Regions from separate parts of the Homo sapiens genome. Here region 1 is linked to region 2. A link is an interaction called in ENCODE POLR2A ChIA-PET data of the cell type or tissue named here. Cell type or tissue: MCF 10A. All regions are shown on one strand. Links, peaks and the distances in the headings refer to the core of each region. The heading gives the core; the rest is flanking DNA. Region 1 has its middle 31 kb from the start of LMNTD1. Region 2 overlaps LOC124902900 (a long non-coding RNA gene).

Region 1 (16,263 bases), core at 5,075-13,074, 130 kb after region 2:
GACATTTGGGTTGGTTCCAAGTCTTTGCTATTGTGAATAGTGCCGCAATAAACATATGTGTGCATGTGTCTTTATAGCAGCATCATTTATAATCCTTTGGGTATATGTCCAGTAATGGGATGGCTGGGTCAAATGGTATTTCTAGTTCTAGATCCTTGAGGAATCACCACACTGACGTCCACAATGGTTGAACTAGTTTACAGTCCCACCAACAGTGTAAAAGTGTTCTTATTTCTCCACATCCTCTCCAGCACTTGTTGTTTCCTGACTTTTTAATGATCGCCATTCTAACTGGTGTGAGATGGTATCTCATTGTGGTTTTGACTTGCATTTCTCTGATGGCCAGTGATGATGAGCATTTTTTCATGTGTCTGTTGGCTGCATAAATGTCTTCTTTTGAGAAGTGTCTGTTCATATCATTTGCCCACTTTTTGATGGGGTTGTTTGATTTTTTTCTTGTAAATTTGTTTAAGTTCTTTGTAGATTCTGGATATTAGCCTTTTGTCAGATGGGAAGATTGTAAAAATTTTCTCCCATTCTGTAAGTTGCCTGTTCACTCTGATGGTAGTTTCTTTTGCTGTGCAGAAGCTCTTTAGTTCAATTAGATCCCATTTGTCAATTTTGGCTTTTGTTGCCATGCTTTTGGTGTTTTAGTCATGAAGTCCTTGCCCATGCCTATGTCCTGAATGGTATTGCCTAGGTTTTTTTCTAGGGTTTTTATGGTTTTAGGTCTAACATTTAAGTCTTTAATCCATCTTGAATTGATTTTTGTATAAGGTGTAAGGAAGGGATCCAGTTTCAGCTTTCTACATATGGCTAGCCAGTTTTCCCAGCACCATTTATTAAATAGGGAATCCTTTCCCCATTGCTTGTTTTTCCCAGGTTTGTCAAAGATCAGATGGCTGTAGATGTGTAGTATTATTTGTGAGGGCTCTGTTCTGTTCCATTGGTCTATATCTCTGATTTGGTACCAGTACCATGCTGTTTTGGTTACTGTAGCCTTGTAGTATAGTTTGAAGTCAGGTAGTGTGATGCTGCCAGCTTTGTTCTTTTGGCTTAGGATTGTCTTGGCAATGCAGTCTCTTTATTGGTTCCATATGAACTTTAAAGTAGTTTTTTCCCATTCTGTGAAGAAAGTCACTGGTAGCTTGATGGGGATGGCATTGAATCCATAAATTACCTTGGGCAGTATGGCCATTTTCACAATATTGATTCTTCCCCATGAGCATGGAATGTTCTTCCATTTGTTTGTGTCCTCTTTTAATTCGTTGAGCAGTGGTTTGTAGTCCTCCTTGAAGAGGTCCTTCACATCCCTTGTAAGTTGGATTTCTAGGTATTTTATTCTCTTTGAAGCAGTTGTAAATGGGAATTCACTCATGATTTGGCTCTCTGTTTGTCTGTTATTGGTGAATGCTTGTGAATTTTGCACATTGATTTTGTACCCTGAGACTTTGCTGAAGTTGCTTATCAGCTTAAGGAGATTTTGGGCTGAGACAATGGGGTTTTCTAAATATACAATCATGTCATCTGCAAACAGGGACAATTTGACTTCCTCTTTTCCTAATTGAATACACTTTATTTCTTTCTCCTGCCTGATTGCCCTAGCCAGAACTTCCAACACTATGTTGAATAGGAGTGGTGAGAGAGGGCATCCTTGTCTTGTGCCAGTTTTCAAAGGGAATGCTTCCAGTTTTTGCCCATTCAGTATGATATTGCCCAGCTCTATTTTCTAAGTTCAGTAAATAGATTCTGCGCGTGTGAGGCATCAGGGTCTGTGCTGATCCCACTTCCCTGTCCTATCATGCCCATGGTGGGAGCATATATGGGGTTGGTAGCAGGTGGTGAGATTGGGTTTCTCTAATCCCACTGGACTGAATCCTCCTACCTACTAGCACCTTGACTTCACTCCATGGACAGGCTTCTTCCCTTGTTCACCTGCCTAGTTGTCCACGTGCTTATTTGTTCTCCTTTCTCCCATTTTGCAGAACACAACAGGAAGCAGCTCATTCATCTAAGAAGACATTCTATGTTATAGGGTACACATGTGCACACATGCACACACACACACACTTTAAGAAGATTGTCCAATCATGTTTACACTACTGTGAATAAACTGAAATCCCTAAAATATAGCATTTACCCTAAATATGAGTTTAAATGACACCTAGGGAGGAGGAGCAAAGGTGATCTGTATACGTGGGTGAAATACTGCAATGACGGTTACTGGGTAAGTAGAGCTAGTTTAAGGGCTGTAGGTTGGAAAATAGTGGCACCAGTAAGTGAGAATGTGCCAAAAGTAAATTACTCAACTCCATAGCTTTTTTTTCCTGGAGATCCTCATAGGAGCAAGTAACCAAATAAAAGTAAAATATGATTTCAATGTGATTTGAGATACAGTCACACAATGTATTACATATGTATGTGAATCAGTTTAATGCAAAACTATGTAAATGAGGGATCTGTTTAATACTATACTGCTCCTTGATATGAAGATTCACTACCACTGTGTAGACTAGTGCAGATTCAGACTATGAACCAAAACTTGGCAATTCCCACAGTTGCCATTTGCCAAGTCAGCATTGAATTTTTATGTGCAGCCTGTTACTATAACACAGCATATGCAATCTTGAAATTCACTAAAGCAAAATAATGAAAACATCCTTCAAAGACCTGTCTCAGCGATCTTTGCAAATCAAACTCACCTGTAAAGCAGTCAAAATCTAACTTTGGCCTTAACAGTACAATGAAATCCAAATAAGCAAAATTAAGTTTTAAAATACATGTTGATATTTATAAAATATGATGTGCAATCTATAAATTGACCCAAACCATCTAACCAAATTAAGCTGATCTAATTTAGGCAGATCTGTTCAGCATCCTGATTCTGTTCTTAGACAAATGAAAACATGGTGGAAAAAGATAGCATTACGCTCAGAAAAAGCACTAACCTAATCCATGTTATTTTCAACATAACTTCTCCTAAAGGAGGAGTAATTACATATTTTAGTTTTCAAGTTTCTCCTTCCTAGGCTATGAGTTATCTGTCAAGTAAGTGTAAATATACACAGTCAGCCCTCTATTTCTGTGCATTTTGCTTCTGTGGATTCACCCAACAGCAGATCAAAAATATATATTTTTTAAAATGAATAGTTGCATCTGTACTGAACATGTACAGACTTTTTTCTTACTATTATTACCTAAAAAACACAGTATAACAACTATATATATAGCATTTACATTGTATTAGCTATTGTAAGTAATCTAGAGGTAATTTAAAGTATACAGGTGGTATGTGTAGGTTATATGCAAATATCACACCATTTTATATCAGGGACTTTAGCATTTAAGGATTCTGGCATCTGCAGAAGGTCCTGGAACCAATCCCCCATGGATACCAAAAGATGACTATACAAGGCATCGACTAATAAATAGGGCAGGTGCTATCAGTTATCTATAATAATACTAATTGCCTCTTTGACTTCTCTATCTAGGTGTTCTGTATGGCACACTATGCCCCAAACCAAGCTTATTATCTTGCTCAATTTCCAAACATCCTGGAGATGTTATCTCCATCTCCCTGTGCTATCTCAGTAAAAACCAACTAAATTGCTCAAGCCAAGAGCTTTGGACTCATTCTTGATTCCTCCTTTCCCTCTCTCAGTATACTCAACCAACCACTACATATTATCAAATGCCTCTTGCATCCATCCCCTTCTCTTTTCAACAATACCGGTATAGACTCCAATCGCATCTCTCCAGAACTACCCAGCGAGCCTCTGAGCAGTTTTCCCCTGCCAGTGCATTCTCTATTGTACCCCACAAATTATCTCAAGCATAGATGTAATTATTTGGGTTCTCTGATACCCAGAGAAGAAAGTAAAAACTTATTAGATTTGCTAAGGCCCTTCATGATTGGGCCTAAGACAAATTTCATTATCATGTGCAACTACTCTCTGCAAGCCCTGTGATCTAACCACAGTAGGCTACTAGACACTTCCCTATGCCACCCAGGCTTTGTTCAGTTTAGTTGTGTCCTCTGCCTAGAATGCCATGTCCTCTTTTGTCCAATGGAAAACTCCCACTTATCTGTTAAGGTTCAGATCATGCATCATCTCTATTTTGTAGTTTTTCATGACCCCCTCTGGCCCCTCCTTCCATCCACCTTTCCATTGATGTTTTCATGTATCTCTATTTCAGTATTGATTCCATTGTTAAGGCAAAACTGATACGCAATCATTTGCACTGTGGCCATCCATACCAGCTGTATATAGTCAGTCTCCATTCTGATTGGTGGGTACTTGTTCAGCACAAGTATTAAATATTATGAATAACACTCCCAGTTGCTGGCATTATTTCAAATCTATCTTTACCATGATGCTACGAGATTAAGGGCAAGGGCTGTGCTTTATTCATCCTATTTCCAGGGACTGGCATAATATCCTCATATAGTTGTACCCTTATATGTTTGATAAAATGAACAAAATATAGACAGTCTTTATAGTAATTCTTTCTAAAACAGAATTACTTTTATCTAAATAATTGTGAAATTTGCCTGATCTATACCAAAATTATCATCAACCTGTTTAACGATCAAAGCTACACTATGGATTTGGTAAGTTCAGAGGTCAGATATAGTAACCTCTAGTTTGGGTAATTTCATGACTTTTCCTTCTTTGAACCTGGGTGGGAAAATCCTGGACTTTGAAATCAGACAAACCGGAAATTGAATTGAGAGCAATCTCTTAAACCTATGAGACTTTGGTAAGCTGTTTAACCTCTCTGAGATCTATTTCTTCCTTTTCAAAATGGGGAAATGGATACCTCCCTTACCGGGTTGTTAAGAGAACAAGTAAGACCATGTATTTAAGGACATGGCATATAATCCCCCATGAACAGTAAGCTTTAGCCTACTTGGAACTAATTTAAGTTAGTAGAGAAGATTTCTATTCTGAACAGCAATCTCTCCAATCAAAAGAGAGGAGGAAAAGGCAGATAAGGCTTATATTTCCTGGAAGCATCCTGTAGCAGCGTACATAAGACATCACAATGGACTGCATGCCTATTATTATGAGCCAGTGCTGACTGTGCTGCTGAGAAATGGTCATATGGCCAGAGTTATATACTAGGGATAAGCTAAAGGCCCCGCGCAGTGCTTTATTTGTCAAACAGAACTACTGTTGTTTTATCTCCAAAGCATCTGCGTTTAAAACATCTGGATTCATTTTCAATGGAGGCATCTCTTTTGCTGATAAAATGTGAGGAGCAACAAGGTAATGTAGTTGGCAGGTCAGCTGTCAAGATGGGTAATGTTATCATAGTTATGTTGTTTCTCTGACTCTTTGAACCTATTAGGATTAGGAAAGGCGATTCTAAGACAAGAAATTGAGCACCTCTAAATCACAGAATTTAATAATGAAGCCATTATTTTTCAAATATATTACTCTTTTGATTAAACTTTATCATCATAGGTATCAAATTCTGACATAAAAACTGACAAAAATAATTGATATTATAAAGAGTTAAATCTAGTTTAGAAAATATACAGTTGTGTGTTGCTTAATGATGGGTATATGTTCTAGTTCTGAGAGATGCATCATTAGGTGATTTTGGTTGTGCAAACATCACAAAGTGTACTTATGCAAACCTAGATGGTATGGCCTACTACACACCTAGGTTATATGGGATAGCCTATTGCCCCTAGGCTACAAACCTGTATAGCATGTTACTGTACTGAATACTGCAGGCAATTGTAACACAATCTAAGTATTTGTGTATCTAAACATAGAAAGACTACAGTAAAAATGCAATAAAATGTTATGAGACCACTGTCATATTTGAAGTCCATCATTGATCGAAAGATCTTTATGCAGGACTTGGCTGTATTTACTTTTATTTACACCTGACTTCCTTTATTCCTCGACTTTTATCTCATCCTCATCCATGTGAAGGGGCAAAAGCCTGGTATCATGGGTCCCACAGCCAACAGGTCTGAAATGTTTCTTCACTGAGGGAGAGGAAGATTATATGGTAGCTCCATATGGATTTTCAGGATCTAACTAGGATGCCAGAGTGACCAAAAGAAGAATTACAGGCAAGATCTTGCTGTGGTTTCTTCCCTTCACTTCCAAGTACTGTCTGCTTCACATTTTCTACAGCCACAAATAACCCTGTCTATGTATCTGTGTCAACAGAGGACGGTCATGACAGGGAATATTATGCAAAGCTCACTTCCAAGCTTATCATCCTATGATGTAATAATTAAATTAAATCAGCTGTTATTTTTCATACCTGTTAATCGGTAAATTGCATACAAATTTATAACTCACTTTAGATAAGTCTGTCTCCAAATGGTGATCTTGCTCAGAAGCCTATAAAGAATCAAACAAAACACTTAGATCATGAGAAAAGTGGAATATTCAATAGGAGACCTCAAAGTGCGGAAACATTAAAACTTCATGGGCTCCGAATAAATTTTTGGAAGTTGCAGATGGCTTCTCATGAAACCATACATCTGGAAAAAACTTTTTAAAATATGACAACCTAAATTTGATATTTAAATAAGACTGTGTCAATACTCTATAAGCAGAGTTATGTGAGAAATCATCTGTATTTGATTTTCATAATCATTTTTATAGTATCTGCTAATTATAGAATTTTAGAGTTAGGAGATAGTTTGCAATGCTAACTACGAAATGCACACCAAACCTATACCTGAAAACTTTTGTCACCTAATATATAATAAGTTATTTAAGCAGTTTATTTATTTATTTGAGAGTAGGTCTCACTCTGTTGTCCAGGCTGGAGTGCAGTAGCACGATCATGGCTCACTGCAACCTTGACCTCCAGGGCTCAAATGATCCTCCTGCCTCAGCCTTCTGAGTAGCTGAGACTACAGGTTCGTGACACCATGCCTGGATAATTTTTTTTTTTTTTTTTGAGACGGAGTCTCGATCTTTCGCCCAGGCTGGAGTGCAGTGGTGCTATCTCGGTATCTTGGCTCACTGCAAGCTCTACCTCCCGGGTTCACACCATTCTCCTACCTCAGCCTCCCGAGTAGCTGGGACTACAGGTGCCCGCCACTGCGCCTGGCTAATTTTTTTTTTTTGTATTTTTAGTAGAGACGGGGTTTCACCGTGTTAGCCAGGATGGTCTCCATCTCCTGACCTCGTGATCCACCCGCCTCGGCCTCCCAAAGTGTTGGGATTACAGGCGTGAGCCACCGTGCCCGGCCGGTAATGTTTTTAAAAAATTTTAGTAGAGCCGAGGTCTCACTATGTTGCCCAGGCTGGTCTTGAACTGCTGAGCTCAAGCAATCCTCATTCCTTCTGCCTCCCATAGTGCTGGGATTACCAGGCAACCACACCTGGCCAAAAATATCTTTAGACAATATAGGAACACAGATTTTATTTTTACCCTTTTTAATCCCCTTGCTCCTATTTGAGATATCATATCTCATTCTTAAATGTGCCTTGGATTTCCCCGTATCTTTTTGAATCTCAGTGATTCAATTCTAATATTTTGTCCTTGTAATCTTGTACCTGGGTTAATGCACCAGCCTCCGCTGGTAGAGGGAGCCACAAGTGCAGAGATCTGAGATAGGACCTGGCAAAGAGCCTAGTAAGGCTGGGAGAGGGAGCAGAGAGTGATGGGGATGGGCTTAGACAGTGATAAGAAATGAGTGAGAGGCGAAGGAGAGGCCAGAGCCTCAGGGTCTTATCAGTACAGGGGGAGGACTTTGGCTTTCCTCTGAGAGAGAAGGAAAATCACAAGCCAGGGAACCTTGAGCCAATGAGTGTCATGATCTGGCTTGTGTCTTTAAAGGACTACTTTGGCTTCTGTGTTGAAATTAAGAGAATAAGAAGCAGAGAGACCAGAGAAGATGAGACTGCTTCCATCATCCAGGGAGAGCCTATGGCACCAACCTCCAGAATGGTGGCAATGGAGGTGATGAGATGTGTTCGGACTCTGGATATAGTTTGAAAGCAAAGCTGGCAGAATTTGCTGGCAGATTAGATAGGAAGTGTAAGAGGAAAAGAGAAGACAAGATGACTCCAGGGATTTAGACCTGAGCAATGAGAGGAATTGAGCTGCCAATTTATATATATCAATAATATATGTGATGAATATATATGATGTATACAATATATTTATGATTTTTCTCACTTAAAGCACAATTGAAACAATCAAAAATTAACTTTGAGGTAGGCTAAGTGGTTGACCCAAGGTTGTCTTGCTAAGAAGGGACAAGCTTGGCCTTGAGCACTGCTCAGTGTAACCACTGAACCTGTACTCTTTAAGCTATGGCACATCAGCTCCTACACATACCTTTAGTTTTTGGTCAGCAAAAGTCCTATATGATGTTTTGACTTTCGAGAATTGACTTCTAATGCACGGATTTTATATGCCTGAGGACATTTTATAGACCTAATCAGGTATGCAGAATCCAGGTTGCCAGCTCTAGTCCAGAACTCCAGAACTCCAGGTCTCCCATCTTGCAAATGTGACTACATGTAATGCTTTGACAAATAGTAAAGAAACGCATTTTAACATCTGGTTTGACATCTGCAAAGAATGATTCCTTTTAAAATACAACTAACAGGGTTAAAACTTATTTGGAGACTTAAGGAACATAAAATCATAGCTTCAAAGTCGATTATATCATGATGGTATTATTTGCATTTGTTTTCTTTTGGCCACGTGGAAAATTTTCATCATAGACTGGGGTCTAATACTTATTCAGTAAGGAGTGTTTTTCCATGGCTGAAAAATACAAATTTGGTCCTAGAGGTCGTAGATGTGAGTTCTAAAATATTTTATTTATATCATATTTTCAAACTTTCTTTGCATCAAAAGAAATACTAGTTGAAACACTTCTCAAGTAAAACGGATTATACTTGCTGAAAGCATTACTGGTTTTTATTTAAGTTGCTGATTTTTTAATAAAGGGTCTGACCTTGAGGACAGCTGCCAGTTGGCAGAAAGCACAGAGGAGATGAGAAGAGAGTCTGGGGCCAAAATAAACACCCGAGTCTGACAGTTGTGTCCCATGGACTCTTTCATGTGTCTGTAAGACATTCAGGGTCTTGGATTTGAACATTCCTTCATAAAGGCTCACCCTCAGCAAACTCTCTGCTCTTCCAGTTTCATTGGCAGTCTAAAAACCTGGCAGCATCCTTGGGTTCTGCTTGTTAAGACTTGTGAAATACTATGGACTTGGGCTGCAACCTTCAGCTGAATTTAGATGTAGGAAATTAGCAATTACAAAGTGTTCTTTCTGCCAAAAATCACATGCTGCTGCGATTACCTTACTCTGTGATGAAACAGGTCATTTTAATCCTTTGTAGTAGGTGGAACATTATGTACTTAACCAACCAAAAGGAAAAAACTTCTTAACTCAAGGGAGATATTTTCAGCAACCACATGTAGGCTTATGCACATAATAGGAAAAGTAATCCTTTTCCCCCCAGGTAAAATCTTTTAAAGTAATTTTGAAATGCAATTGGCAAAACCCTCTTCACTTTAATAAAATACTTTGTAAATGTGCCAAAGTTTAATACCAACAGACCACACGAAACTAGGTTTCCAACAGCCAACTGAAGAGATGTGATGTCTAATTAGGAAATTGTGTTTTACCTGACCTTTAAGTTTTTGCCTCAATTATCTTTTCTCATTGGTGAGTTATGCATGGCTGGGGTGACACAAGGTTGTTCATTTTTTTGTGATGTTGATTAGCGTGGGTGATTGCTATGATTAGTGAATCCAAGAATTCTATAGCTGAATGAGATCACAAACATTAGCTAGTTCAACTTTCATATTTTACAGATGAAGAAACTAAGTCGCAAAGGATGAACTCACTTGCCCTCGGTCATTGGTCCCGTTGGTGACAGTTAGGTCTGGAATTCAGTTTTCCCATCTCACTGTCTTGAGTAGAAGGAAAAGGCCCAGTGTTCTATGTCATTTGGATGTTGGTGTCTTCCCTTCTGCTGGTAAGGATTATCTAAACCTTTGGAGGAAGCACTAGGGGAAGGGTAGTGTCAAAGGCAAGTAGATTTTATACAGTAAAAGTACTATTTGATTTTTTTTCTTGTTTTAATATTTGTTTTTTTTTCCCCTTCCGTTTGTTTTATGTTGAAAATTCCCCATGATGATACCTCTACCTACTCAGCTACTCAAGCCAAAAACCAAAAGCCATCACCCCATCCACTAGATCACCAACTCTTAACCACTCTGCTGCCTAAATAGCTCTCAGGTCCTGCTTCCCTTTCCATTCTCACCAACACTACCTTCATGCAGCCCTTGTTATCTCCCACTGAAATACTGCAGTAATCTTTTTATTGGTCTTCCTCACTTCCAATGTCTTATTTCTTAGTAGCAAAAACTGCCAGTTGTCCTCCACTTTCATTTTTTCTCCTCCCAGTTTACCTTGGGTTTGGGTGTGACCATGTGACTAAGTGCTGACCAACGGGAGGTAGGTTGAAAAGTCATGCGGCACTTTCTGAGGATCTTCTCAGAAAGACCATTGGCAGGCACAGTTTGCCCTCATTTGCTTTGTCCTTGCTTAAGCTTGCTGCATGGACTGTGGATGCCCTCCTAGACATTAGATTGGGGCTGACATGACAACCAACAATATAGGAAGGGGCTGAGTCTCTGATACGATGGTGAACTGGATCTCTGGACTAGCTTTTTAAGTGGTGAGTTACTGTCAGTCAAGCCAATCCTAACACTTAGTGTATAGCTGATGACCTAAATTCCACAACATCTTGGAGGTTATATTTCTAAAACACAAACTCCTTGACAAACCACATAGCATGCCCTTTGTGACCTGACTTAAGACTTCTCTGTAGCTTCATCTCTCTTCAGGCTTCCCCTTGTGATTAAAGATCCAGCAGCACTGAACCACATGTAGTTCACTTAACCCATTGTAAGCTCTGGCTTTTGCCCATCCTGTTTCTCTCAGCTGGAAAGTTTCTATTCAACCTCTTAAAACCATCTTGGATGGCTCCTTCTTCTGTGATGTCATTTCTTAACACACTGAACTCTAATAGAGTGAATTTATCTCTCCTCTATGTGATTTTCACCTGTTCTTGCTTCTATTATTGCCCCTGTACTCTATGTTGTCTGTACCTATGTCTTCTTTCCTGGATTATTTTCTGTGTCAGTTCGTTCTATTATTGCTATAAAGAAATACTGGAGGCTGGGTAATTTATAAGGAAAAGAGGTCTAATTGGCTCACTGTTCTGCAAGCTGTGCAGGAAGCATGGTGCCAGTATCTGCTCTGCTTCCAGGGAGGCCTCAGGGAGCTTTTGCTCACAGCAGAAAGGGAAGCAGGAGCAGGCACGTCATATGGCGAGAGCAGAAGCAAGAGAGAGGTGGGAGGGTGCTACACACTTTTAAGCAACCAGATCTTGTGAGAACTCACTCACTCTTGTGAGGACTCACTCAATCTTGTGAGGACTCACTCTTGTGAGGACAGCACCAACCGGATGGTGCTAAACCATTCATGAGAAATCTGCCCCCCATGATCCAATCACCTCCCAATGGGCCCTGCCTTCAACACTGGGGATTACATCCCAAAAAGAGATTTGGAGAGGGCATCCAACTATATCAACTACGAATCCATTGAAGAAGAAATCACTATTTTTTTCTTCTTTCTTCCTTTTTAATGGTTAAGGGAGGGCATATTGCCTAGGCCCTCAATAATTGTTTGTTGAACTGAAGTAATATGAATTAAATTCAGAGGGTATTTTAGGAAAGAAGATCAGAAACAAAAAAGCTAGGTGAATATCAGTACATTTTTTAAAAAAATTAACTCACTTATGTATAATTGGCAACATCCTTGGGCCCTAATTATTAATATTTACCAGGCACCATGGTCTTGGGCAGCAAATTTGTTTAGTTATAACTTGTCAAGCTGTTTCATACTAAGAATCAGAAGTTCTTCTAAGGTACGTAGTTAGGCTACTGGTATTAAGGAAAAAAGAAAATAAAAGAACTGGCCATGTCTCAGAGATAGTAAATGTGAAGTGTGGGTGTATAAAAGTTAATTACTGATTATACTAAATGGAAAATGTTCAGGAATAAGGTACCAATAAAACAAAAATAAATCTGCTACTATAGCAACTAACTAGAAATTTAATCAAATCTCCTGACTCATCTGGAATTAACATGGAGAGATTTGTAAATTTGGGTAAAATGGGAGACGTAAGTGGAATTCGATGAGTACTAGTTTGTTTTAAGTTTATTTAAATTTCAACTCAGATAATCCCATGTAAATCTGAGTTATAGGCCAAGCTGTAGGGCTAAAATAAGATAGACCACAAATTCTGGACACTTCAAGATGAGCTATGAAATCATGCTTTCACAAGTATAATATTGATGTAAAGAAGTAAAAGCCAAAAGTATAAAAATAACATACAGTTCAAAATAGACCACATTAAACTATATTGTTCAGGGATGCATACATAGTAAAACTATCAAAAAAGCAAAGAATTGATTGTCAAAAAAAAATCAAGGTAATGATTCCTTCTAGAGCAAAAGATGGGATTGAATTAGCAAAACGTGGGGTTTCTGAGGTCCTGGAAATATTTATTTCTTGTCTTAGGTTGTCCTTACACAGCTATTTCCTTTAAATTATTTATTAAACTGTACATAGATGTTTTATGTATTTTTGCAAATTATTTCACAATTAAAAAGGGAGGAAAGCCTATATATCAATAAGTAAAAGTCAAATACTCAGAAGAAAATGGGAAAAAAATCAGAACTCAATGTTCATTAAATATAAGAAATATGCTCAACATTATTAGTAGCCAGGGAAATTCAAATTAAAATCACAATGAGATACTATTTAATACTCATAAAATATGTTTTAAAAGTCACAATAAGACAACATTAAGTCTTAGTAAGGGTATAGAGGAACAGAAATTCTTACATTGCTAGAAACCGAATTAGAAAACAACTAGGGATTATCTAACAGAGCTGGAGACATAGGTACCCATAACCCAGCCATTACTGTCCAAGGTACATGTACAATGACGTTCATAGCAACATCATTTATTATAGCAAAGTTCTGGAAACAACCCAAATGTTCATCAGTTGGAAAAAGAATAAAATGTCTATGTATATAACAGTCAGAAATCAATTAGAGCCACACACACCTACATGAATGAATCTCATAAACATGTTAAAGAAAACAAATTATTGGGAAAAATATGATGTATTTTACATAAAGTTAAAAACTTACAAAATTATAGGCACACACATATATGCACGTTAGGGATACATACAACAGTGGTAAAACTGCAAAGGAAAGCAAGGAATTGATAAATAGAAAATTCAGGATAATGGCTGAGATTGCCTTTTATAGGGGCTGGGATTGGGGATGGAGGGAGACACAGGTGACTTCAAGACATAGTTAATGCTGTATTTGTTTTGTTTCTTAAGCTGGGTGGTAGGCATGAGTTTGTTCATTTTACTTATTTTTAAATTACATATACTTTATGTATACTTTTCTCAATATGTTATCTATTTCATTTTATACTTTTTACATTAAAAATTAGGAATTTGATTATTGTTTTGATGCTCCAGACCAGCCAAATTTCCAGGAAGGGATGATGAGATTTAAAATCTTCATGGCACAAATATTCTCCACAGAATAACTATAAAAATGCTTTCTTGTCTATAAACTAGGCTGAAGAGAGTGTAGATGGTAAAACTTAATTATTCATTGTGTAGATCTCTTAGAACCAGTTACTCTGTGAGTATCTGCATTCGCAGAAAAAGAATTATCCACCAAGGCTGAGCTTGAAGTAGCCACCACCTGTCTCACCCAGTTTACTAGGTACAGGGAGTTGGCACATTTGTGGGAATTACAAACCCAGAGAAGGGGCAGAGCAAGACAGTGGAAGAGAAGTTTCCACCAATCATGCCCCCTACAAAGACACCAGTTTAACAACTATCTACATGCTATACACAAAAGAAGCACCTCTATAAGAACCAAAAATCAGCTGAGTACACACAATACTTGGTTCTAACTTCATATTGCCAAAAGAGCCACTGAAAAGGTAGGATAAACAGTCTTTAGTCACTGACACCAACCGTCCCCCACTTCCTGGCAGCAGCAGTGTGGTGAGGAGAGTGTTTCAGTGTGCGTGGGAGAAGGAGATCACAGCAATTGTGAGGCACTGAACTCACTGCTGCCTTATTATAACAGAAAAAAAAGGACCATCTCTATTGATGCCCACCATGGAGAGAGCAATTAAAGTAGCCTAGCCAGAGAGGAATTTCCCATCTCAGCAGTCCGAACTTGAGTTTCCCAAAGCCTTGCCACTGCAGGCTAAAGTGCTCTGGGGCCCTTAATAAACTTGAAAGACAGTCTAGGCCACAAGGACTGCAACTCCTAGGTGAGTCCTAGTGCTGGACTGGTCCCAGAGCCAGTGGACTAGGGGGTCATGTGACCTACTGAGAAACCAGCGAGGTGTCTAAGGGGGTGCTAGCATCAACCCTTCCTTAGCCCCAGGCTGCATAGCTTGTGGCTTAAAAACAGACCCCTTGCCTCAGCTTGAGGAGAGGAGAGGGAAGAGTATGGAGGACTTTGTCTGGCATCTTGAACGTCAGCCACAGCAGGATAGAGCTGTGATAGGCAGCTCAGCCCACAACAGGATAGAGCACCAGTAAGAGTTGTGAGGCCCCCTTTCCAGGACTTAGCTCCAGGAAAGGGAGGACCCTGGACGAGAAGGGAATCTGCTGTATTGAAGGGAGGGACCTAATCCTGGAAAAATTCATCATTTGCTAACTGAAGAGCCCTTGGGTCCTGAATAACCAGCAGCAATACCCAGGTACTATGTTGAGGGCCTTGAGTAAGACTCTAACACTGGCTGGCTACAGTTAAGGCTTAGCACATGCTGCATTGGCTACAGAGTGAGACTCCTTTACTTGAGAAAAGTGAAGGGAAAAGCAAAGGAGACTTTGTCTTGTACCTTAGGTACTAGCTTGGCCACAGCAGGGTACAGCACAAAGCAGGCTCTTGGGGTCCCAGATTTCAGGACATGGCTCTTGGATGGCATTTCTGGACCTGCCCTAGGCCAGAGTGGGTTACCAGGCAAAGATCCTTGTTTTCTTCCCTTACTTTTCCCAAATGAATGGAGTCTCTCACTCTGTTCTGAGCCACCTGGGAGTGGTATAACACAAGTACCCCTGTGGCTACCACCACTAGCACTGCACTGGCAGGCAGCATTCACCACAAGGTGGCTGAAGAGCCCTTGGGCTTTAGCAGCAGTACTCCATGTGGGCCTGTGGTGGTGGTGGCCACAGGGTGAGGCTCCTCTGCCTTTGGAAAGGGGATGGAAGAGGGGGAAGGACTGTGTCTTGTGGTTTGAGTGCCATCTCAGCTGCAGAACAATATAACAAAACACTGGATAGACTTCTAAGATTTTTGATTCTAGTCCCTGGCTCCTGGACGGCACCCCTGGACATGCCCAGGGCCTGGGGGAACTTGTCACCCTGAAGGGAAGGACACAGGCCTGGCTGGCCTTACCACCTGCTTTTATAAAGCTCTGGGGCCTTTAGCAAACATAGGGCATAGCCAGGGAGTGGTAACAGCAAGCCTTAGGCAAGACTCAGCTGTGTACTGGCTTCAGGTCTGACCCAGCACACTTGTAGTGGTGGTGGCCACAGGGGTGCTTCTGTCACACAACCTCCAGCTCCTAATAGCTCAGAACAGAGAGAGAGAGAGAGAGAGAGAGAGAGAGAGAGAGAGAGAGAGAGACTCTATTTATTTGGGAGAAAGTGAGGGAAGAGAACAATAATCTGCCTGGTAACCCAGATAATTCTTCCAGATCTTGTCCAAGGCCATTAAAGTAGTACCTCTATGAGTCTGCAAGAACCACAGAGTTATTGGGTTTGTGGTGCCTTCTAAAGCAGATACAACTTAAATTATAACGCCTAAGTTCTCTTGAATATCTAGAAAGCCTTCCCAAGAAGGACAGGTACAAACAAGCCCAGAGTGAGAGGATTCCAAGGAACACCTAAGTCTTGAGTGCCCAGACACTGAAGAATATCTACAAGGATCAACATCATGCAGAAAAACATGGTATCAGAAGGAGAGGATCATGGTGGACAGGAGGCAGAACTAGATTGCAGCTCCCAGTTGAATGGACAGAGCAGCACGTGGAGGCTTGCATCGTGAACTATTGCTCCAGAATGACTGCAGGCATACATTAGGAAAGCCAAGAGAACCCACAGACCCTCTGAAGGAAGCAGATTGCT
Region 2 (16,263 bases), core at 4,451-12,450:
TTACTTCTCACCCAGTTCTGGAATCAGTCATTTCTGGGTCCTTTATTGGAAAATGATACTAGAAACTATGATCTGGGCTCCTCTAGGTATGCTCATTGCTGCTGGGATATCACTGCTTCAAGGACTTCTCAGCTGACAGAGCAGGGAAACATATGCTTATGTCCACATATCTGTAAGGATTTCCGCCCTGCTGGATTTTGGACTTGCACGGGCCCTGTAACCCCTTTGTTTTGGCCAATTTCTCCCATTTGGAATGGCTATATTTACCTAATACCTGCACCCCGATTGTATCTAGAAACTAACTAGCTTGCTTTTGTTTTTACGGACTCACAGGTGGAAGGGACTTGCCTTGTCTCAGATGAAACTTTGGACTGTGGACTTTTGGGTTAATGCTGAAGTGAGTTAAGACTTTGGAGGACTGTTGGGAAGGTATGATTTGTTTTGAAATGTGAAGACATAAGACTTGGAGGGGCCAGGGGTGGAATGATATGGTTTGGCTGTATGTCCCCACCCAAATCTCATCTTAAATTGTACTCCCACAATTCCCACATATTGTGTGAGGGACCTGGTGGGAGATAATTTGAATCATGGGGCGGTTTCCCCCATACTGGTCTCACTGTAGTGAATAAGTCTCATGAGATAGGATGGTTTTATCAGGAGTTTCTGCTTTTGCATTTTCCTCATTTTTCTCTTGTTGCTGCCATGTAAGAAGTGCCTTTCACCTCCCGTCATGATTCTGAGGCCTCCCCAGCCATGTGAAACTTTAAGTCCAATTAAACTTCTTTTTCTTCTCAGTCTCAGGTATGTCTTTATCAGCAGCATGTAAACGGACTAATACATTACACATCTGAAAAAGGTCTAATATATCCAGCATCTATGAGTAACTTAAATTTACAAGAAAAAAAACAAAAACAAAAACAAAAAACAAACACCCCCATTAAAAAGTGGGAAAAGGACATAATCAGACACTTTTCAAAAGAAGACATACATGTGGCCAACCAGCATATGGGAAAAGGACATAATCAGACACTTTTCAAAAGAAGACATACATGTGGCCAACCAGCATATGGAAAAAGCTCAACATGACTGATCATTAAAGAAATGCAAATCAAAACCATAATGAGGCATCATCTCACACCAGTCAGAATGGCTACTATTAAAAGGTCAAAAAATAATAGATGCTGGCGAGGTTGCAGAGAAAAAGAAACACTTATACACTGCTGCTGGGAGTGTAAATTAGTTCAACCATTGTGGAAGACAGTGTGGCAATTCCACAAAGACCTAAAAAACAGAAATACCATTTAACTCAGCAATTGTGTTACTGGGTATATACCCAGAGGAATATAAATCATTCTATTATAAAGACACAAACTCACATATGTTCATTGCAGCACTATTCACAATAGTAAAACATGGAATCAACCTAAATGCTCACCAATGGTAGACTGGATAAAGAAAATGTGGTACATATACACCATAGAATACTATGCAGCCATCATAAAAAGAATGACATGGATAGAGCTGCAGGCTGTTATCCTTAGCAAACTAACGCGGGAAGGGGAAACCAAATACCGCAGTTCTCACTTATATGGGAGCTAAATGATGAGAACATATGAACACATAGAGGGAACAACACACACTGGGGCCTATCAGAGGGTGGAGATTGCAGGAGGGAGAAGATCAGGAAAAATAAATAATGAGTACCAAGCTTAATACCTGGGTGATGAAATAATCTGTACGACAAATCCCCATGACAAAAGCTTATCTATATAACGAACTTGCACATATGCCCTTGAACTTAAAATAAAAGTTAAATTTAAAAAATGGTGATATTTTAATTTTGTTATTTTTAGGCATTTATGACTTGCAATTCTTTCATAAAGAACTTTACCTATTCAACTATTTGGTTTCCATGAAAAACAATTTGTACAGGAAGACTTGATTTTTCTCTTTATATTTTAGTTTTCAGCATAATAAATTGACACTCTAACATTCCTTAAAGGCGGCCAATTAGTTTTTCAGTAATTTCTTTCTTTTTTTCTTTTTTTCTTTTTTTTTTGAGACGGAGTCTTGCTCTGTCGCCCAGGCTGGAGGGCAGTGGTGCGATCTCGGCTCACTGCAAGCTCCCGGGTTCATGCCATTCTCCTGCCTCAGCCTCCCGAGTAGCTGGGACTATAGGCACCCGCCACCACGCCCGGCTAATTTTTTGTATTTTTAGTAGAGATGGGGTTTACGGTGCTAATGGTTTTCTGTTTGAAATACAGTTTTGAAAGCAGTTTCTACTCTTCTGGTTGAACTCTGACTGATTAAAAACGTTGTAGGGGAGAATTCAAGATGGCTGACTGGAAGCAGCTGATGCACACGGCTCTCACAGAGAGGAGAGTGGAGAGTAAATCCTAGCTCTTCAAGTGGATTATCCAGGAGGCCACGCTGAGATTCATCAAGGAAGCAACAGGACCCACGGAGAACAGAGAAGAGTAAAGCAGGGTCGCTGACCGCCTGGGATGGGTGTGGAGCTGGGGAGACTCCCCACCAAGGGGAAAGGGTGAGTGAGCAAGATTCCCCCGGGACCCACACTTCCCCCATGCTCCTTTGCAATCCTGGGCATGAGAGATTCCCCCTAAGCGCTCGCCCCGCCCCTGTTAACCTCCCACCCTGGGCCTCCAGACTGACACAGAGAGCTGCCTGGATTCTGGGCAGAGCCACTGCTGAAGCCCACATGGAGCCCCACAGACCTTGGATCCTTGAGCACCCTGTAGCCAGCTGCCCTACCTCCACCAAAAAAGAAGGGCAGGCTCCTTCACATGCTCCCAGGATAAGTGTTGATAAGGAGTGAGACTGCAGGCCCTGTCTCCACTGCTCCTCCCCAGCAAAGGCCCCCTGGCCTAGGCTCCCAACGCAGCCACCTCACCCCACCTGAGCACTCTGGTCCCCCATTAGGGCTCTGCATTTCTTTGCAGTGTAGCTCCCAGAGGTAACCAACAGCCCCTCTGCCACTCTGTGGTACCTTCTGTTGCCCCCAGACTAGGGAGGAGGAACATGGAGCCTGATTGCTTTCACAGGCACCTCCAGCACACCGCAGCCACCCAACAGAGAGGAGGTCAGACTGTCTTTCCTGCAAGCTCCTGCCCACTCTGCGCATTTCCAGGCAAGGCCCCTGGGCTTGGAAGTGCAGTCAGTCCTATGGCCAGGGCTCTGCATTTCTCTGTGGTGGAGCTCCCAGAGACAACTAACAGGCCCTCTGCCACTGGCTGCCATTGCAGTGCCCTCCTGCTGCTGCCCCCAGGCTGGGGAGGGAACAAAAAGCCTGAGTGCTTTGGGGAGTCTCCAGCAAGCCAGCAGCTGCCCTGCAGAGAGGCCATGACCCCACTGCACCTTCCCAACAGGGCTTGCTGCTTTCTGACTTCCAATGCACCAACATCGCCCATGTATGAACATTGCAGCCGTGAAAACCTTATCTTCACAGGCCTGTGATCTTCCCTCGAGATCCCACCACCTGACCCTATGTGAGAGTTCAGCTGGTAACTCAGGGACCAGCCTGGCCCTCCCTATCACAACCAGCAACTCAGGCTCCACCCGATCCAGCCCCATCAAGACTCATACACGCTGTCCAGCTGGCCATTTAGGGGCTGGGGAGTTGGAGAACCCCATTCCAATTCTGCTGACACCTGACCATTTCTCCCAGGGCCTGAGATTGGACCCACCCACCCAGCCAATATCACCACAACCTGCACAGGCCCAAAGGCGGAGGCCCCCTAACCCCTTTTACATGAAGATGCAGTGCTATCACATTGGAGAATGGTGAGCCACAATGCCATCTGTATTAATTAGGCTGAGTGATGAAGTTCTGCCCCAAAACCACTGCCACGGAGAGTCACAAATGAAGCAACCCCTGAGGCTCTCAACTACATTGTGGTTCAGAAAAAGGCTACAGTGTACATCTGATCTAGGAGTCATGAGCTCTGGAACAGAGATGTGATAGGGCAGCAGTTCAAATTCCTGTCTATCTAGGATGAGGTGGTGGTGTACCTTGTATGTCTGGTAGGTAGAATTCATCAGTGAATCTGTCTGGTCCCAGGCTTTTTTTTTTTTTTTTTTTTTTTTTTGGTAGGTTTTTTATTACTGATTCAATTTTAGAACTCAATTTTGGTCTGTTAAGGGTTTCAATTTCTTCCTAGTTCAATCTTGGGAGGTTGCAAGTGTCAAGAAATTTATCCATTTCCTCTAGATTTTGTAGTTTGTGTGCACAGCAAAGAGTTGGTACCAATTCTACTGAAACTCTTCCAAAAAGCTGAGGAAGAGGAACTTCTCTCTAACTTATTCTACAAAGCCATTTATCACCCTGATACTAAAATCTGGCAAAGATACAACAAAAAAGAAAACTATAGGCCAATTTTATTTATTTATTTTTTTGAGATGGAGTCTCACTTTGTTGCCCAGGCACGATCTCGGCTCACTGCAACCTCCGCCTCCCAGTTTCAAGCAATTCTCCTGTCTCAGCTTCCCGAGTAGCTGGGACTACAGGTGCCTACCACTAGCCCCAGCTAATTTTTATGTTTTTAGTAGAGACAGGGTTTCACCATATTGGTCAGGCTGGTCTCGAACTCCTGACCTCAGGTGATCTGCAGCCTCCCAAAGTGCTGGAATTACAGGCATGTGCCACCACGCCAAGCCAGGCCAATATTTTTGATGAACATAGATGCAAAAATCCTCGAAAAATACTAGCAAATTGAATTCAGCAGCATATCAAAAAGTTAATTCACTATGATCAAGTAGGCTTTATTCCTGGGATGCAAGGTTGGTTCAACATACCTAAGTCAATAAATGTGATTCACCACATAAACAGAACTAAAAACAAAAACCATATGATTATCTCAATAGATAACAGAAGAAGTTTTCAATAAAATCCAACATCCCTTCATAATAAAAACCCTCAACAAACTCAGCATATAAGGAACATACCTGAAAATAATAAAAGCCATCTATGACAAACCCACAGCCAACATCATTCTGAATAGGAAAAAGCTGGAATCATTCCCCTTAAGACCTGAAACAAGACAAGGACGCCCACTTTCACCACTCCTATTCAACATTGTTCTAGAAGTTCTAGCCAGGGCAATCAGGCAAGAGAAAGAAAGAAAAGGCATCCAAAATTAGAAAAGAAGAGGTCAAATTATCTCTTTTCACTGATGATATGATTCTATACCTAGAAAACCCTAAAGACTTCACCAAAAGCCTAAAACTGATAAATGCCATCAGTAAAGTTCAGGATACAAAATCAATGTGCAAAATCAATAGCATTTCTATACAGCAATAATGTTCAAGCTGAGTGCCAAATCAAGAACACAATCTCATTTACAGTAGCCACAAAAATAAAATAAACTACTTGGGAATACATTGAACCAAGGAGATGAAAGATTTCTACAAGGGAAATTACAAAACACTGCTGAAAGAAATCATAGATGACACAAACAAATGGAAAAACATTCCATGCTCGTGGATTAGAAGAATCAATATTGTTAAAATGGTCATATTGCCCAAAGCAATCTACAGATTCAATGCTATTCCTATCAGACTACAAATGACATTTTTCACAGAATTAGAAAAACAATTTTAAAATTCATATGAAACTAAAAAAGAGCCTAAATAGTGAAAGCAATCTTAAGCAAATGGAAGAAAGCTGGAGGTATCAGATTACTGGATTTCAAACTATACCATAAGGCTACAGTAACAAAAACAGCATGGTACTTGTACAAAAACAGACACATAGATCAATGGAACAGAATAGAGAACCCAGAAATAAAACCACACACCTACAACCATTTAATCTTTGACAATATTGACAAAACTAAACAATGAGGAAAGGACTCCTGGTTCAATAAATGATGCTGGGATAACTGGCTTAGTCATATGCAGAAGAATGAAAGTAGACCCCTACCTTTCACCATACACAAAAATTAATTCAGGATGATGAATCAACGTTTTAAATGTTAAGACCTCAAACTATAAAAATCCTGGAAGAAAACATAAGAAATGCCATTCTGGACATCTGCTTTGGCAAAGAATTTATGACTAAGACCTTAAAAGCAATCACGCTGAAAACAAAAATTGACAAGTCAGACCTAATTAAACTAAAAAGCTTCTGCACAGCAAAAGAAACTATCACAGAATAAAAAGACACCCTACAGAATAGGAGAAAATATTCACAAACTATTCATCCAACAAAGGGCTAACATCCAGAATCTATAAGGAACTTAAACAAATCAACAAATAAAAACCATCCCATTAAAAAGTGGGCAAATGACATGAGCAGACACTTCTCAAAAGAAGACACACAAGCAGCCAACAAACATGAAATAATGCTCAATGTCACTAATCATCAGATAAATGCAAATTGAAACTTCAGTGAAATACCATCTTACACCTCTCAGAATGTCTATTATTAAAAAATCAAAAAAGAGTAGATGCCGGTGAGGCTGTGGAGAAAAGGAATGCTTATACTCTGTTGGAAAGGTAATTAGTTCAGTCACTGTGGAGAACCGTTTGGAAATATCTCAGATAACTTAATACAGAACTAATCATTCAATCCAGCAATCCCATTACTGGGTTTAAACCCAAAGGAAAATAAATCATTCTACCAAATACACACATGTACACATATGTTCATCGCAGGACTATTCACAATATCAAAGACATGAAATCAACCTCGGTGCCCATCCATGGTGGATTGGACAAAGAAAATGTGGTGCATATACATCATGGAATACTATGCAGCCCTAAAAAATGAAATCATGTTCTTTGCAGCAACATGTATGTAGCTGGAAGCCATTCTCCTAAGTGAACTAACGTGGGAACAGACAACCAAATACTGCATATTCTCATCTATAAGTGGGAACTAAACCTTGTGTACACGTGGACACAAAGATGGGAATAATAGACACTGGGGACTACAAAAGTGGGGAGGAAGGGAGGAGAACAAGGACTGAAAAACTACCTGTTAGGTACTATGCTCACTACCTGGGTGATAGGATCAGTCATACCTCAAACCTCAGCATCATGCAACATGTAATAAACCTGCACATGCTCTGAATCTAAAATAAAAGTTGAAATTAAACAAAACAAAAGAAAAAAATTGTTAATAGAGTGTCTCTGTCTTAAGTTGAAATGGGAAGACCAGTTTAAATCTCTGATGATAAAGAAAATGGGAAGACACAAAGCAAGTTATGAAGCAGAAAAAAAGAATCCCATTTTTACTTTAAATACAAAAAGAACAGCAAAGTCATAACTCAATATTTTGCTTTGTCTTTTTCTAACCATAAATATAAGCTAAGTCTACTTTAATCTTCACCACACCCCCTACACTGTCATCTCTCATTCCCTTCTCCCTTCCCCAGAGTAATCACTAAGATGAGTTCGTTTATATTCTTCCAATCCATTTTTATGTATAAGTAATAGGTAGTAATATTTTATATTTTTAAAAGTAATATCATGTGCACGTATTTTCTATCTTGCATTTTCCCTTCAACATCAAATTTTGGATCCATGTTAATATAAGTGGATTTAGCTTTGTTTCAACTGCTTCATTGCGTTTCCTGATGACTATTCCACATTTCATTAATGTGATCCCCTATTGATGGCATTTAGGTAGTTTACAATTTTTATGCTGTCATTAAAACAACAGTATAATGAGCTTCTGTTGTTTTCAATGCTGTTTGAGACTTACGTTTTAGGGAAGCTAAGATAATACATATATTTTAAAAAGTATCTTCTCACCCCTTGTTTTTTTCTTATAAGACTTTTGCTTAACAGTGACATGGTCTTTTACCTAAAAACTGAAAATAGTTTTTTAAATGATCAAACAAAAGAGACAGTTTAGATAAAAAGGCTTTTTTTTTTTCAAACTCCATTCCTTTTGATTCTATGAAGTCATGAAGACAGAAAGGAATTATCAGTGTTACTAATTAATTGTGGACCCTCAGCTTTTAAAGTGCATCATTGTGTATTTGCTCTTATAGTACCTTCTTGGGTTTATATAAAAAAGTAGCTGCATGAAGCTCTTTGCCTCATTTGGACTTTGTTTATCTATACTTTTTGCTTATGCTCAATCCCAGTTTATTACTCCCTGACGATTTCCCTGGCAGTACAGAAATCGATGTTGGAGCACAGTATCTAAAATGTGACAATTATCCTTAGTGACTGTCTGGTATTGTCCTTAACAAGAGTATTTAGTCAATCCACTCGATGGCATGCTTTGTACAGAAACATGAGTTGATGCAGAGATACAATTCCAATAGGGATGAAAATGAGTCATAGTAGTCAATTAGCTTTTGGTGATGATGAGTCACAGGAATCAAAACATTTTGCAAAGCGTTTGGCAGACGACCAAATGCTCTAGCTTGAGCTACCGAGATGTGACATTTTAGAAAATGGGAAGAAAATCGTCATATCTTAGTATCTCTTCATGGAAGATGTTTGTCAGTTGCCTAGAGGAATATTTTCATTCTTGCACATACTGCTCCCTAGACTTGGAACACCCACTCTAATGCCACCACCTCTGATTGGCAAATTCCTGTTACTCAGGACCCATCTCAGACCGGAAGCATTTCCTGAGGCACAATTACTCACTCCCATCACTGAGCCCATAGCTGCTGGTTTCTCATGTTATTAAACCATCTATCAAGTGATATTGCAATTTACCTGTTCCTGTGTTGATCTTTTCTCCCATTCTCTGGAATAAAAACCCTGTCTTAGTTGTCCCTATGTACTTAGTAAATGACATATAACAGGGCTCAATTCATTTTTGTTTCTTTGTTAAGTGGATGTGTTTCTATTTATGTGGGCATTATGAAATACTAACAATTATAAGAACAGTAATAGTTAACATTTACTGAGTGCTTCTTACATACTAGGCACTGTCTGGAGTGCCTTCAGTGTATTAACTCATTTAACTCTCCCAACATTATACAGGAGGTAAGTACTACAATCCTCTTCAGAGATAAGAAAACTGAAGCACAGAGAGTTAAAGTAACTTGTCCTAAGTCACACAGCTACTTGGTGGTGGAGTTAGGAATTGTACTCAAGCAGTCTGACATCTGAAGCTACATACTTAAGCAATGTGCTATATGGCATCTATTTTTTTCCTTAAGAAAAGAATCTAAAGACAATTTTAATGGACAGGATAAATAATTTTACATAGAAAAATAAAAATTGCCATCACCAAAAGACAGTGTCTCAGGATTAACCTGAAAGCTATTTTTGAATGAGGCAGAGCTATACCTTTTTGCCTGAAGAGAAGTCTATGATGTATAGTTAAGAAAACCAAATTGTAAAGTAATTTTGTAGTGATTCCTTGTGAATAAGAAGAAAATAGTAGAAGGCTTATACAGCTTACACTTCTTCCTTTCACATCTTTCTCCTTGCTTACAAAACATATACCTGTTGATCAGGCTGTAAATATCAGTTATGGTATGGAAGTTCACTACAGTGGGAGGTGTTATTATTATTATTTTTTCTTGCATTATTTCATTGGTTTCAGTGGCAACATCACTCTGAATATTTGAAGAGGAATTTAATAAAGAAAAATTTATTGGCGACTAATAAACTGAAATTCCAGGGAGAAATCCCAGAGAAGATGACTCTCCAAGTCACGCCTGGAGCAAGCAGGCAAAGTCAGCTTCGTTCAAAGCAGTTTCCTTGACACCCTCATACAAGAAGCAGTAGTTTCATTCTTAACAGGAAGCACTGTAGGAAACGAGGAAGTTGCAGTGAAACCAGAGGACTAGGCCTAGTGGTGTATTACATAGTCACGGATTCTTCTCCCCAGGCTCGCTTCGCCCCATTGCCCCTCAGGCCTGGGCGACTTGCTCGCTGCCCCCACCTGCCATCTCAGCCTGTCCTGGGTGAAGACCTCCTCAGTCATCCGCATCTGATGGAGCATCTCACAAAGGCTTTGGCTCCTGCCGCCATGTCTGGGTTCAGAGGAAGGACTTGCCGCGGGACAGGCGATCTGGCTTCCCCTGCAGCGGCCCCAAGGGACTGGGGACACAATCTGGAAGCACCAGGGAGGTCATGCTCTGTGCCGCAGGCTTGACAGGAAATGGAAAAGAGCCAGAGCATCAACCTCTCTCTCATCCTCCCTCGAACACGTCTTCTGAGGCCCACTGCTTCCACATAGCCTTTGCAGAGATGTCCGTTGACCAGGCAGCAGACTAGGTCTTCTCGTGAAGCTACAGCTGCTCTGTAATGCACTGCCTTGTCTTTGCTTTCTCTCCTTCGCTGCTCCCTTCCCATTTTGCTCTCAGTCTTGCTGTCCTGGGAGCCAAGAGTCAGCAGTAGCAGGTTAACTTTCATTAGGCTTCGTCTTCTAGGGGCCCAGGGTTAAGGCATAGTGAGATATCCAGGTTTTAGAAACGTTAATATCTGATGTTATAAATAGACTTTAGGTTGAAAATTGGGAAGCACTGTTTGAAGTTCAAGCACATGACTGATAGGCTTTGGGAAGGATACTATGCTCCCTATCTGGGTGATGGGATCTGTACCCCAAACCTCAGCATCATGCAGTATGCCCATGTAACAAACCTGCACATGTACCCCTGTATCTAAAATAAAAGTTGAAATTTAAAAATTTTTCTTTGTTTGATACAAGAAAATGTAGGCTAGACATAATTATTCTGGAAAATAAATTTTATTTAAATTACATAGAAAAGAATTAACTTAGGATTTTTTGCAGAGCAGGATGTTGTGAATGTTTAAATACCTTGTTTTTAAAAATTGTATTGTGTGTCTTCACTAATAGTGTTATATCTTTTGAATTAACAATCTGTTATGTCCAAGTAAAAAATGGTAGCTTTATCGAACAAATATTTTGTATTTTGACCACTATATAGTTAAAATAAAATAAATCCAAATAAAAGTAACATATGCTTATTTAGAAGTTTGATAAATAAATGAATGTATGAAATAAATAAATGAATGTATGAAAATTAACAACCACCTATAATCTTATCATCCAAATACAGCCACGTTAACATTTTGGTAGATGTTTGCCCATGTTTTCTATGAATAGAATGGATATATTTTACATATCTACAGATTTACTTATATATTTTACATTAATGGATATAATAGGGTAATATATGTACCATGCATATATGTAGAATATTTTTCACATGTGCTATGTTAATATTTGTATGTAATTTATAAAACCTGAATATATTATATATATGATTTAAAGTTTTATTGTTTAACTTAATATATTATGAGATATTTCCTAAGTTACCAGGTGTTCTAAGACATGCATTTTAATGGGGATATTCAGTATTTCACGGTATGGGTAGGTCAGAGTTTATACTTAACCAAATACTGTTGTTGGATATTTGAGATGCTTGGTTAAGAGTCCCTATATACCTTTACTTTTTTCTTTTCAGAAATGTAGAATTCAGAGGGACAAAAGAAATCTTCTAAAGATGGTCTAGTTTACTCCTCCAGTACTATCCTTTAATCATGTCTATAAGCAGGACATTAAATTCCATTTTCTTTTGTTCTTTCTGTTTAGGTGCCCAATACCTTCAGCCTCCTATCGCTTTGTTTCTTGCAAAAAATGATTGTCAAAACTTCATCTGTATAGTAATAACAGTAATAACAGCTAGGCATATAATGCTTACCATGTTCCGGGTTCTAGTCTAAGTATTACATGTATTTCAACGCATTTAATTCTTGCAAAGCCTTCTGAAGTAGATACCCATAACTATCCCCAAATTAGAGCTGAAAACACAGAGAGATTAACTTACTTATTTAAATTCATACAGTTAGTAAGTGGTAGAACTAGAATGTGAGCCTAGACAATCAAGTTCCAGAATCTGAATTCTAATTACTATGCTCTAATGGATGACTCCTAAAAGAAAGATGCAAAGAGGTTTCATTCTGAATTCTAATTTCAATCACTGGAAATGGCTGCCTGGAACAATACGTTCAGAATGATTCTGATGCTGTATCTGAGCTTAGAGGGGAAAAGGGCCATGATATATGAATAATATTCCCTTGTTTGAAAGAGGAGAGTGATTGTATATTTGCCATTTTTGCCCTATAATTTTAGTTACCCTAGAATTATTTAAGTTCAAAAAGATAAAACTCTAGAGATTAAAAAAAGTGTAGGTGGAATAGGGTTTATGTATTTATTATTTTTGCAGGAGGGAGATGAGGGGGCAGAGGTTTGTGCTATTTTAGCCTGTGCTACCTCTGTCAGTGCAAATGACTCCATATGCATTTCAGGACCTCCATTTTTACAATTGTTTTTAAAAGGAGCCTGTTGCATTCTGTCTGTCCTTGGTAGATACAAAAGCAAAGAACAATGAAAACACAAAGAGTTTGGAGACATAGACATATGGGCTTCCTTTTTCTGGTTCCATCAAATTAACTGTGTGTTCTTCTAGGATAGTTACTTGACCTTTCTTACCCTCAATGTTCTCATCTGTAAAATGAGAAAATAATTCTTACTTCTTAAATTGTTGTGAAATTAAGTTAGGTAATTGTGTATGAAGTCCTTTGCATACAAAAGACAAATGTTCTCTCCTTTACTGTCTCATATGCACCAACAGATTGTATCCTTGCATATTGTTTTTCCTTTGATTACTTCTCATAGAATCCATTTACTAAAATCTTTAATAGCTTAAAAGTTTTTTGTTTCTTGTTTATATGGAAATATTATCAAGTTTTAGTTATAGATATTTCAGAAATTAACATACAAATGAAGTCCTTGCTAGTCTTTGGTAACCATACAAAACTGTACAATGGGTCAATTTAGTGCTTGCTTGCTCAATAATTATGTTTTAAAAAGTTTTAATAGAATGTCTGTTCTTTTTATGTTCATAATAGCACCACTATCCAAGGCAGAAACTTGAGTCTTTATATCAGTTTTCTTTCATTTTAGATTACTTCTATTCCTATTTCTTCATGTTCACTAATCTTTTCTTTGGCAATATCTAATTTGCTGTTAATTCCATCTGTGTAGAAAAGACATAATATAGCAGGCTTGATGTTGCTACCTTTAGAATGATCTGCTTGGGGGGCTTGCCCTAGACTATCATCTGGGAACTTGGCTTTGGAATGTTCCCTACACTGATAAGGATGATTTGCTGACCTGAGACACCGAACTCTTATATACCAGCTTGCCTAGATTATTTGTGCAAACAATGTAATTAATGGTGAATGCCAGCCTTTCTACCAGATGTCTAAATTTGGTAGCTGTGGCTTATCGGAGGCAGAGACTGCCAAAATAATCAGCCCCCAGTGAAAACTCTGAACTTTGAGACTTAATCAGAAACACTGCATTTTGTTGGCTAAAAGAGTGTGTTCTATGTGGCCACCCCGTCTCTCTTCAGCCCCAGAGGGAGAACTTTGGAAGCCAGTGCCTAAATTCCTCCAGGCTTCACCTGGTTTGTCTTTTTCCCTTGCGAGGCTGGCTGTATATCTTATGCTTGATAAACCATAGCTGGGATCATCTTGCCTCTGAGCCCTATGAGCCCTTCTAGTGAGTCCTAAATGTGTGGGTGGTAGTTATGAGACATCCAAAGCACCATCCATTGAATTTTTAATGCCTAGAAGTTTAATTTGAGTGTTTTAAAATATCATCCAGCTGGGCGTGATGGCTCAGGCCTGTAATCCCAGCACTTTGGGAGGCTGAGGCAGGCAGATCACTTGAGATCAGGAGTTCGAGACCAGCCTGGCCAACATGCTGAAACCCCATCTGTACTAAAAATAAAAAAATTAGCTGGCGTGATGGTGCGGGCCTGTAATCCTAGCTACGCGGAAGGCTGAGGCAAGAGAATTGCTTGAGCCCGAGAGGTGGAGGTTGCAGTGAGGCAAGGTCACACAAGTGCACTCCAGCTTGGTTGACAGAGCGAGACTGTCTCAAAAACAAACAAAAAACCAAATATTATCCATGTCTTTTTTTAACAAGCTCAATATTTTCTCCACTTTCTTGGGCATATGGAATATATTTATCAGAATTGTTTTAATGTCCGTGTCTACCAATTCTACACTGTGTGTCATTTCTGTGATTGTTTCTCTTGAATGATTTATTTTACTCCTCATAAGAGGCTGTATTTTCCTGCCTTTTGGCATACCTAGTAATTTTTGATTGGATGCCAGACATGATGAATTTTACTTTGTTACATATTGGAAGAATATTCCTTTAAATATTCTTAGGCCTTTTTTTTTTTTTTTTTTTTGGTTGGCAATTAAATTACTTGGAAATAGTCTGACCCTCTTGAGTCTTGCTTTTAAGCCTTGTCAGACACAGCTAGAGCAGACTGTGGTTCCAGCACTGAGGCAATCCTCTTCTGTGTTCTCCATCTTATGCCCTGTGTATTATGAGGTTTTCCCATTTTGACTGGTGGGAACACAACCTGCTCCCAGCCCTTTGTAAGTCCAAGGGATTGTCCTACCTGTTTCAGGTGGTTCTTTCCTTAGTCTCAGGTATCAAGACTCAAGGGGAACTCAGGAAATCTCCAGAAATTTCTCTCTGTGCAGCTTCTTTCTCTCTTGTCTGGTACTCTCCTTCTCCAACCTCTAGATGGATTGACCTCCCCTGATGCTCAACTCTAGCTCCTCAAATCAGGGAGACTGCTGGGCTTTGTGTGTGTTCTCCTTCCCTATGCTGAGGACTGGAAACCAGACAGTGAGTAAGGCACCCCCAGGGCTCACCTTGTCTGTTTCTCTTCTCTAAGGGATCACTGTTCTCTACTACCTGTTGTCCAATGTCTAGAACTCATTGTTTTATGAACATGTTAATGAACATGCATTTCGTTCATTTCTTTTTTGTTATTTAAGCTGGGAGGGTAAACCCAGTCGTGTTTCTCTGTCATGGTCAGAAGTGAATGTCTATACTTTCTTTCTTTCTTCTTTTTTTTTTTTAATTTTAAAAATAGTATGGCTTGTGATGCGATTTTTTTCTTTTTTTTTATTATACTTTAAGTTTTAGGGTACACGTGAGCAATGTGCAGGTTAGTTACATATGTATACATGTGCCATGTTGGTGTGCTGCACCCATTAACTTGTCATTTAACATTAGGTATATCTCCTAATGCTATCCCTCCCCCCTTCCCCCACCCCACAACAGGCCCGGTGTGTGATGTTCCCCTTCCTGTGTCCATGTGTTCTCATTGTTCAATTCCCACCTATGAGTGAGAACATGCGGTGTTTGGTTTTTTGTCCTTGCGATAGTTTGCTGAGAATGATGGTTTCCAGCTTCACCCATGTCCCAACAAAGGACATGAACTCATCATTTTTTATGGCTGCATAGTATTCCATGGTGTATATGTGCCACATTTTCTTAATCCAGTGTATCATTGTTGGACATTTGGGTTGGTTCCAAGTCTTTGCTGTTGTGAATAGTGCCGCAATAAACATACGTGTGCGTGTGTCATTATAGCAGCATGATTTATAATCCTTTGGGTATATACCCAGTAATGGGATTGCTGGGTCAAATGGTATTTCTAGTTCTAGATCCCTGAGGAATCACCACACTGACTTCCACAATGGTTGAACTAGTTTACGGTCCCACCAACAGTGTAAAAGTGTTCCTATTTCTCCACATCCTCTCCAGCATCTGTTGTTTCCTGACTTTTTAATGATTACCATTCTAACTGGTGTGAGATGGTATCTCACTGCGGTTTTGATTTGCATTTCTCTGATGGCCAGTGATGATGAGCATGTTTTCATGTGTCTTTTGGCTGCATAAATGTCTTCTTTTGAGAAGTGTCTGTTCATATCCTTCACCCACTTTTTGATGGGGCTGTTTGTTTTTTTCTTGCAAATTTGTTTGAGTTCATTGTAGATTCTAAGGGCTCTGTTCTGTTCCATTGGTCTATATCTCTGTTTTGGTACCAGTATCATGCTGTTTTGGTTACTGTAGCTTTGTAGTATAGTCTGAAGTCAGGTAGTGTGATGCCTCCAGCTTTGTTCTTTTGACTTAGGATTGACTTGGCAATGCGGGCTCTTTTTTGGTTCCATATGAACTTTAAAGTAGTTTTTTCCAATTCTGTGAAGAAAGTCATTGGTAGCTTGATGGGGATGGCATTGAATCTATAAATTACCTTGGGCAGTATGGCCATGGTGAATGTCTATACTTTCATGTGATTCTTTGAAACATTAAGGGTTTGGATTTCTCATCACTAGGGTCAACGCTTGGCACATAGTAGGTAGTCAAACATTATCTGTTGAATAACAAAATAAATAAATAACTGGTGTCCTTAACTTTACTGT

Evidence for each region. ChIA-PET counts read pairs that join two places held together with the same protein. Peaks named below come from ENCODE experiments on the same cell type or tissue, not always from the same donor. Only the 100,000 strongest peaks of a DNase experiment are listed, where the experiment ranks them.
Region 1: POLR2A ChIA-PET joins it to region 2 with 10 read pairs; 2 of 35 experiments call an interaction of 5 or more read pairs at or near these places.

Annotation. Positions count from the first base shown.
Region 1 is chr12:25,576,096-25,592,358 of GRCh38, forward strand. It overlaps a transcript of LMNTD1 not described here. Among named protein-coding and RNA genes, the nearest start is that of LMNTD1, 31 kb to the left of the region's middle. In MCF 10A, for the core only: a CTCF peak has its summit at 7,588; DNase peaks (open chromatin) are centred at 7,586 and 9,236.
Region 2 is chr12:25,449,873-25,466,135 of GRCh38, forward strand. LOC124902900 (a long non-coding RNA gene) reads right to left here. Exons shown (of 3, transcript XR_007063247.1): 3 at 16,076-16,214. Among named protein-coding and RNA genes, the nearest start is that of LMNTD1, 95 kb to the right of the region's middle. In MCF 10A, for the core only: no CTCF peak of the experiment used is centred there; a DNase peak (open chromatin) is centred at 8,389.